Linked DNA regions of Homo sapiens: region 1 is linked to region 2. Evidence: chromatin contacts called from ENCODE Hi-C or POLR2A ChIA-PET data. All regions are on one chromosome and are shown on one strand. The core of a region is the stretch at or near the end of the contact, and the rest is flanking DNA. Distances in the headings are between cores, read along the strand shown. Region 1 holds the start of CYB5R2 (cytochrome b5 reductase 2). Region 2 holds the start of EIF3F (eukaryotic translation initiation factor 3 subunit F).

Region 1 (4,440 bases), core at 520-3,019, 310 kb after region 2:
AAAATTTATGAGCAGGCATTTTTTTTTTTCTGAAAAGGAAACTCCATGGGAAATAAATATATGAAAGGTGCTCAAACTTATTAGCAGTTATTAGGTAATGCAAATTGGATTCCTGATACATCATTTTACACTTATCGCATTGTCAAAAATTAAAATATCTGCCTATAATAACCAAGCACCTGCAGGTAAATCAAAAGTAAAGGCATTTGATTAAGTCAAAGAGAGAAAATTAAGTTTGTTTATTCATTCACACAGCAAGAATTTTTGAGCCTGTGGTGGTGTGTGTCTTGGGGAGAAGGGTTGGTAAAGTGTTATGGGTTATTGTTTTCACCCTGATTCTTATGTTGAAGCCCTAAGCCCCAGTACCTAAGGATATGACCTTATTTGAAGGTAGAGCCTTTACATAGGTAATCAAGTTAAAACAAGGTCATTAGGATGGACCCTAATTGAATATGACTGGTGTCTTCATAAAAGGGGAAATTTGGACACAGGGACACACACAGAGGGATGAAAATGTGGAGACATAGGAAGAAGATGCCCCTTCTCCTAGCCCCTCTCCTACAAACCTAGGAGAGGCATGGAACAGATCCTTCCCTCACAGCCCTCAGAAGGAACCCACTCTGCCCACACCTTGATTTTGGACTTCCAGCCCCCAGACCTGCGAGACAATAAATTTTTGTTGTTTAAGCCGCTCAGTCTGCGGCACTTTGTTACAGCAGCCCTAGCAGAGTCAAACAGGTGGGGATCTGCTTCTGGGCTTCTCTGTTTCACACAGGTCCTGAGGCAAGAATTTGCCTTTGCCTGTAATCAAGGGCGAGCCGGGCAGCCAAGGTTCCGAAACGCACCGTGAAGACCCTCTAACTGTGCCTACTATTCTGCTCCCCTCCGATCGGCGCGGGGCTCTTGTCCTTCCTCTCTCCACCCAGCGAATGAATGAACGCAGGAGCGCTCGGAGTACACGTCTTCAACTCGGCGACGCCCCTGCTTCGGCCCCACCCCGCAAACACCCGCCCCGGACCAGGCCCAGGGTAGGCGCCCATGAGGTATGTCGAATGAATATATTCGCGCGCTCTTTGCAGCTGCCTGAATTCTTCCTTCCCCAGCATCCCCCTCCGCCCGGTCACCCAGACGGCCTTCTCCAGCCTTGCCGAGCTTAAGTAAGCTGAGGGGCGCTCAGTGTGGCAGCTCTGCGTGTGCAGGGAAGGGGCCAGGATGCAGAGGGGCAGCGCAGGAGCGAGGACGCCACGGCTCAGCGCCCCGCCAGCCTCATGATGGAGCGCTGCCCTGGGGGCAGGGCTGACCCAGAGCCAGCGGCTCGTGAGTGAGAGCCCCCCGACCACGGCCCTTCTCGGGGAGCGGGCCAGCCGCCGGGGTCCCAGCCTGCGGGGTCCGCCCGCGCTTTTGTCCTCCCGGGCGTGCGTGTCCGGGTCTCGGCCGGTTCCCCGTCGGCCAGGCGGAGCTGCGGGGCGACGCCACGAGTCTGCGGGCCCGCGGCGGGGAGCGGCCCCCGGCCAACCCCAGTTCGACGACGTGTTGGGCGTCTCACTCCGGGTGGGTTCCGCGGCGGGGTGTATTTATGGAGTATTGAAGAAATATCTCCGTCGGGACGGCCGGAAGGAAAGAGGCCAGAGGCGCGGAGGCCGGCTAGAGCCGGGAACGAACGTCCGACCGGGAGGTTGGGGGCCGGAGCGGGAGGCGTGGGGAGAGGTCGTGGGCGGGACCGCGAAGGGCGGGGAGTGGGGCGGGCCGGCTCGGATTCCGGAAGGCTGAGACTCCAGTGACCCGGCGGGAGGAGAGGCAACTTTCCCTGTCGGGCTTGAGTTGGGAGAGGAGCAGGGCGGCCTTGTAGGGTAGGGACAGATGCGGGGAGGCTCCCGAGTCTCTGGCAGTTGAGTGCCCAGGCCCCCTTCGCCCTGTCCAGGAGACTGTTGGGGAGTCCCCAGGCCCTAAGTCACGGGGCACCTCTTAGAGCTACGCACCCTAGTTCTGTCTTTAGGGACTGGGCCCCTCATTCCGGATTGTGTGTTAGGGGTGATGTCCTCCCCCTTCACCTCAAGGAAGGGACTTCCAGTGTATGAACCTTTGGCTGTAGCCAGGAGGGGCCTAGTGACCTGAGCACCCCAGGCCATGTGTGCTGCCTGCTCCAGGGGCCTGAAACATCCTTCCTGTGTGACCTGCAGCTGACCCCTCCCTACCCTCTGGTCCACGACAGGCTCTCCCAGCCGCCTTCTGTGTCACTACTGTTCTCTTTGCCTATTTCCTGCAGGCAGAGCTCAGCTCCTGTGCCTTTGGTGTGGGGAGGGTGTTCTGCGCCTGAGAGCTGCCCTGTCCAGGGCGGGCAAGACCTGAGGTGCTCTGTTCACATTGTGTCTGCCAGGACCCGTCCCTGCTCCTGACCATCACCGTCACTGGGGTCACTGTGCTCGTGTTGGTCCTGAAGAGCATGAACTCCAGGAGGAGAGAGCCAATCACCTTACAGGACCCTGAAGCCAAGTACCCGCTGCCCTTGATTGAGAAAGAGGTAATGGGTCAGCCCTGTGGGTGGAAGGCAGTAAGTGGATGATGGCTGGGATGGCAGGGCATCCAGACAGTCATCTCATGGCCTCCAGTTCACTCCCCGCCGCCCTGTGTGTGTGTGTGTGTGTGCTGGAATAGCGCCAAACGGACCTCCTTTCCCAGGCATCTCAGCTGCCCAGCAAGGCTTCTAGAAAGCTGACAGAACCTGCCTATGTTTTGTTTTATCAGAAAATCAGCCACAACACCCGGAGGTTCCGCTTTGGACTGCCTTCGCCGGACCATGTCTTAGGGCTTCCTGTAGGTGAGCCGGGCTTGGGTCATCACCAGGACTGGGGCCTCTGGGGGCTAGGCCCTCCTCTCTTAACAGAAACACAGGTTTCCCACGTCCTGAGGTGTGGAAGATGCCCTCTTGCTCCTCCTGAGCCTGTGAGCTCAGGGAGATAGATAGGGGGATGGATGTGGGACAGAAAATTTCTTTTCTTCATTATTCCAATTGGGCTGACACGAGAGTGGTACCTCAGTGAGCATTGAAAAGAACTGAACCTAGAGCCAAAAGGCCTAAAATCTCATGGAAGGCTCCTTGCTGGGGAACTTAAGGGAAGTCCTTCAATCTCTCTGAGCCTCAGTCTATGAAATGGGATTTCCCAGGCCTGCCTGTCTACCTCACTTGGGTTGTTGTGAAAGTAGAGTGACTGATGGATATGAAAATTCAGAAACTACAAAGTATTGTGCACCTGGGAGGGATGGGAGGAACCAGTGGTCGGGGAAAGGCCCAGAATGTGCGGGTAGGCAGGAATGAGTCAGGTGTGCCCTGCCCCCAAGGTCACTTAGATTCTCTGCAGGGGCCTCAGACCCACATAAGGAGGGACCAGCCCTACGAGTTGCAGATTCCAGCCCTAGGAGTCCTAGAGTTGAGTTATCCCATTTCTAATCTGTAACACCACTAGATAGCTGAGTCAGTCTTAGTGCAGTAGAAAACTGCTAGAATCAGGGATTCAGAGCAGCTTTGTATAATCTGCTAGTGCTGCTTGCCTGCCTGGTGGATCCTACTCCGTGGCCTATTTGTCTTATATGCACAGGCCAAAACCTTGACCTCAGCTCTATCAGGTGGTGAGATTACACTCTAGCCAGCTCGCTGGGCCCCTGAGCCTCCTTGCTGTTCCCTCACTCCATCTCTATGCACGAGAGCTCAGTGTTGTGCGTGCCGTCTCTCAGCTCCCTGCTCGGCCTGTCAGGCAGGTCCTGTTGGCAGGAAGCCTAAAAGAATGAAAAACTTTGAGATAGAGAATTGCTTAGAAACTGCCTTGACCCACTATCTCCTCAGCCTTGGCCTAGGCCGTGCAAAGTTAGTGGGACAAGGTAATGTAGAGGCCTCTGGGAGAGTCTAATATGAGGCCTCAGAGTTCGCTGCTTCGTCCCAGCCCAGTGGAAGTGAAGCAAGTTAGAGATGGGGCTTGAAGGACCAGCCAGGGAGCCCCATTTGCCCTGGGGACACCCTCAGGCCAGGCCTAGGTGGCTGCATATGAAAGAGCCTTTCCAGGTTTCCAGTTTCAGGTTCTCAGAAGGAAGCTAGGTGTCTCACTTACTCCTGGCTATCCCTGGTGCCCAGAGGGACCATGACCAGAGTCATTGAGCCTGTTCTGAGCCCAGAGTGTTGGCACCTCAAAGACTTGGCTCATCCCCTTGAATCAGCTTCAGGGACCAGCCCCTCTAGTGCCTACTCTGCCTGCTTTTTTCTCCTCCTGCCTCCTCCTCCTCCCTGCACCTTAGGTCTTGGTTTCTATCCATCTCTCTGTTCCATCTTCCTTGTCTCGACTAATTTCCCGTATGTAGTCCACTCAGTTTCTGAGCGAGTAGAAACTGAGGGAGTAAACTGACTACATACATACAGGAAGTTAGTCAAGGGTTAGGGTTACAAAACTT
Region 2 (4,607 bases), core at 143-2,642:
TACAAATCTTGTCTGCTTTGCAATATACCAACTGTCTTCTATGGTGTAAGAACTAGTAGATGTTCAAGAGTATGAAAGAGAAAGAATGCTTGTAAATAAAGTGGATTCACAAAGCTATTTAAAATCTGGCACTAAGATGGAATGGAAACGAATTTCATGGGACCAGCATAGTCTCCAGAAAGGAATTTATTATCAACAATCCCTCTTTAGTGCTTTTCCATTTTACAAACTACTTTAACATAAAATATCTATTCCCCAAATTTGGAACACAGGCAGAGAATGGGTCATTTTTCGACCTGAAGGTTAAGGGCAGAAATATAAACAGATAATACAACTGTTTGCGTCCAAATGCAAAATGGGGGAACAGGGTTTCTCACATTAGGTACTAATATTAGGGGACACTGAGGGACACAGATCAGGCTCAGACGTTTAGGACAGCAGAACACTATAAAATCCCAAGCGGGTTCCAACCAAACCGGTTTACTTGTTGGGAGGAATGTTTTTTTACAAACGTCCCCACTCCTTTGACAACTGGTTAGAAAACTTTGTCAATACCTGGAAAACGATGACATTTAGTCAGTGGATAAGGGAGAAATATGTGGTCACTGGTATAGGGAGTCAAGGGTTCCTGACTTCCCACTCGGCGTGTGAACTCATTTTTGGTAGATGCAGCCCATCATACTTGCCATAAACTGCTGTTTATGTAAAATGTAAACCACTGGCATAAATGTAAACCACTGGCATAAAATATTCAGTAAATGACACAACTACTCCTTGTGTATTTTATGTCGCTTAAAGTGACAGCAATCCGGCAGGAGAGAGAGGAGAGATGCAAGTGCTTGAGAAGATAAGTCACAGCAAAAGGTAGGATGCAGATATAGATTAAGAGGTCATTGGGGATGGGAGGAAAGGACGGTAGGACACCAGGAATTAAAGAATTAATGAGTTAGGGGAGTGAGATAAATGAGAAGTGGGAGGAAGAAAAGAATGTTAACTTTCTCTGACCACTCACCCAACAGGGTCCCGATAACTCGGGCAGCACCCTCGTTGCGTCTCTCGTAGCTGTCCACAATGGAGGCCAAAATGACTGGGTGCAGCCTGACCACGCGGCCGCCGGGGAAGGGCCCTGGAAGAGCAGGACCAGGCAGAGCGGGCGCTGGGGTCTGCGCTGGAGCTTGCGCTGAGGCCGGGGTCTGGCCAGGAGCCGCAGTTGCAGCCGCTGCTGCCGCAGGGTCTGAGGATGAGGCTGGAGCCGCAGCGGGAACCGGAGCCGCAGCCGGTGCTGGCGTTGGCGCTGGAACTGAGGCTGGGGCCGCCGCCGGGACTGGGGTTGGCGTGGCCGGAGGAGCACTTACTGGTACCGCCGGTGTGGCCATCTTGTCGAGAAAGAAGGAGGCGGAAGCGGAAATGACAGCATTCATGAATATCAGGAGCTTGATAGGCTGAATATACACCACGTGAGCTAGAGCTTTTTGCTGATTGGTTACTGGTGATACTTCTCGGAGCACTGAAATAGTCCCGCCGTTGGTAATTTCTTCTGGAATTTGTGCGCTCTGCTTTTGGCCCGAGGAGCACTCAGGAAACCCTGGGCTAAGTAGTTCCGGGTAAAACTTGGGACGGCGTTCGAAGAGAAACACTTTGTGCAGCTGCCGCCAGGTGGAACCAGAAAGCAGCGCGGAGGTCGAAATTCGTGTTTTAGACTTAAATGAGATAATGGATGTCAAAGTGCCTTTAAAAAGGATTTTAAGGCCAGGCGCGGTGGCTCACGCCTGTAATCTCAGCACTTCGGGAGACCGAGGCGGAAGGATCGTTTGAGCCCAGAAGCTCGAGGCTGCAATGGGCGAGAAGGAGAACTTAGCTGGATTTCTCCTGCTGCTTTGAGAAGAGACTGGAGGGTGAGGGGAGGTGAGGAGAGGGAGGCGAGAGAGGGAAAAGCAGGGAGACCTGCTGGGAGGCCACTAGGTAATCTAAGTGAGAGATGATGGTGGCTGGGACCAGGCTGGTAGCAGTAGAAGTTCTGAGAAGTGGGAAGATTATGGATATATTTTGAAGGTAGTTTCAATAGGGTTTCCTGAGAAATTGTATATGAGGTGTGAAAGAGAGGAGTCAAGGAGGACTGCAATTTTTTTTTTTTTTTTTTGTACTGAGCGATTAGTAGGATGAAGTCACCATCAATTGAGATAGCAAAAGCTGTAGGTAGAGCAGGTTTTGGGGAAAAGATCCTGATTTCATTTCTGAATGTGTCACCTTTGAGATGTCCATTACACATTCAAGTGGAGTTGTAATAAGGTGTATAAACTAGTCTGTACTTTAGGAGAGGATTATATGAGGTATTGCCTTGTAAAGCTCTTAGCACATGCCTGATATACAGTAGTTATTAAGTCATAGCTATTATCACTATGTGATGGAGGGAGCTCTGACCATAACCCACTGTGTAACTTGGGGCAATCTACAAGTTTTTTCTGAGCCTCAATTTCCTTCTTGGTATAATGGGGTGATAACATCTGCTTGTAAAGACAAAACAAAACACCAAAAAAACTGTCAACTCCCTTAATTAGGTCAAGTCCTAGTGTCCAGCTGGCAAGTGGATAGGTGAGGTTGAACTTCTTATCCCTGATTCTGTGCCCAAGAGTTGATTTCTCCTTGGAGAAATCTTCCATTATTAGAATTCACATGACGCTGCTCCCCTGTAAATGCTCTGTGTAGACATGCATTCTTTCTTTCACCAAAACAAAGGTGAACAGCCAAACAGAAGAAGATTGAAAAGTAACTCTTGGATTTGATGACCTGGAGTCTTTAGCAACCCTAGTAGAGCAACGTCAGTGGGACTGAGGGTGGGGTGGGCACAGAAACTAGAAATCTGGTGTGAGAGAATGGCCAGTCTGAACTGAAAGCAGCAAGTGCCAGCTTTTCTTTCAGGAAGTTTTCTGGGAAGGAAAGGAGACATTTAAGGAAATAGCCAGGGAAACAGCAGGATTGAGAGGCAGCCAATTTAGGATGGCAGTGTTTCAAGTATATTTTAAACTGAGGATAAGAATATAGACGAGAGAGAAATATTAAATATACAAGTGTGAAAAAATATCTAATGAAACGGGCAAAAGGTGGACCCACACTGAGAAGCCTAGATGGTCTTGCACAGGCTGAGAGGCATGCTGGAGAGACTGCCCAGGGCCCTGGCCTCCCTTTTGGGTGCTTAGTAGGGGTCTGCCTGAGTCAAGGTCAGTCCATTGAGATCATCTCATGGGAAAAAGGCCAGAGGACAGAACCCAGTTGAAGAAGTGTTGCTGCCCCCAACTGACCATGCACACCTTTGAGACCTCCTATCTATGTGTTAATCTGGGTTGGTGTGGACACTTTGCCTTCAATAACTTTGCCTTTATATTGATGTCTTAAAGACATTTCTCTCTGGGAGAAAAGAGAAGGGGATGGATGAAGAAGCAGAGATGAATTGGGGAGAGAGGGAAGTTGCAGGACCTCCTGCAAATGACATTTTTCTCAGGTAAGTTGAGGCAAGGTGATCTGCTGTGAATGGCAATGCAAGGGCAGGGATAAGCCTCGGGGGAATGGACAGTGTTTGGAGGAGGGTCTGAGAGTGAGCTATTGAAGGCATTGATCAATTATGGGAGCACCCCCTGAGCCTGGAGAGCTCGAGAATCTGGCCAACTCTTGTGGTTTTTCTCTAGCAACATAGCCCAGGAGCAGGAGAGTACAGATGGTTGGTGTGGTCTTTCTGGGAGGCTGACTGGCCAGGATGAGAGTGTGTATATCCCAAATGCTGGCTTTTCAGTGGCTGTCTGAGAGATATCTGGGGCCTGGGTTCATCAGGGAAAGGGCAGAGGTATGGGAAGAGAGAAAATAGACTGTACCCATGTAGATGGGCAATGTATTGTACGAGTGTATTAGGGTTCTACAGAAAAACAGAACCAACAGGATATATATAGAAAGAGATTTATTATAAGGAATTGGCTTTTGTAATTATGGAAGAAGTCTCAAGATCTGCAGTGAACAATCTGGAGACCCAGGAGAGCCAGTGGTGTAAGTTCCAGACTGAAAGCTGACAGGCTTGAGACCCCAAGAAGAGCTGATGTTTCCATTCAAGTCAAAAGGCTGGAAAAGGCCTATGTCCCAGTTCGAAGCAGTTAGGCAAGAAGAGGTCCCTGTTATTCACAGGAGGGTCAGCCTTTTTGTTCTATTCAGGTTCTCAACTGATTGGATGAGGCCACTCTTAGGGAAGGCAATCACTTTACCCAGTTTACTCATTCAAATGTTAATCTCATCTCCAAATACCCTCACAATCCCAGAATAATGTTTGACCAAATGTCTGGGCACCCTGTGGCCCAGTCAAGTTGACCCATAGGATTAACCTTCACATGTGGGTTCCTGGCTGTCCTGGCAACATGCTTGACAGTCCTGCCTGAAAAGACCAGGGCCACATATGCCAGGGTCATATTAAAGTTGAGACCTGCAGTTTGATGTATCCATCCCACCTCCTCGGTGATCAGCTGGCATGAGGGTAGCTCAGCTACAGCTTAAACTGTGGGGGGACCACCAAGGGGAGCCCACACTACCATAACTCTGCAGCAAGTGTGACTTGGAACTTACTAAGG

What was found. Hi-C counts contacts between places; a loop is a spot of excess contacts on that map. ChIA-PET counts read pairs that join two places held with the same protein, here RNA polymerase II (POLR2A). Pooled maps may share reads with other maps.
Region 1: a map of ascending aorta shows a loop between it and region 2 (5-fold over the local background). The contact joins the promoter of CYB5R2 here to the promoter of EIF3F in region 2. A Hi-C loop is called at or near these places in 2 of 168 maps with a recorded cell type or tissue (ascending aorta and endothelial cell of umbilical vein), 4 of 37 single-sample maps with no recorded cell type and 13 of 50 pooled maps. POLR2A ChIA-PET finds 5 or more read pairs at or near these places in 1 of 52 experiments (WTC11).

Annotation. Positions count from the first base shown.
Region 1 is chr11:7,670,829-7,675,268 of GRCh38, reverse strand. CYB5R2 (cytochrome b5 reductase 2) reads left to right here and starts at 1,769. Exons shown (of 9, transcript NM_016229.5): 1 at 1,769-1,850; 2 at 2,378-2,521; 3 at 2,746-2,818. The coding sequence starts at 2,444. RefSeq lists a silencer at 1,257-1,466 and enhancers at 1,987-2,086, 2,107-2,156.
Region 2 is chr11:7,984,122-7,988,728 of GRCh38, reverse strand. EIF3F (eukaryotic translation initiation factor 3 subunit F) reads right to left here and starts at 1,392. Exons shown (of 8, transcript NM_003754.3): 1 at 1,013-1,392. The coding sequence starts at 1,376. RefSeq lists enhancers at 1,098-1,147, 616-1,154, 1,155-1,694, 1,578-1,757.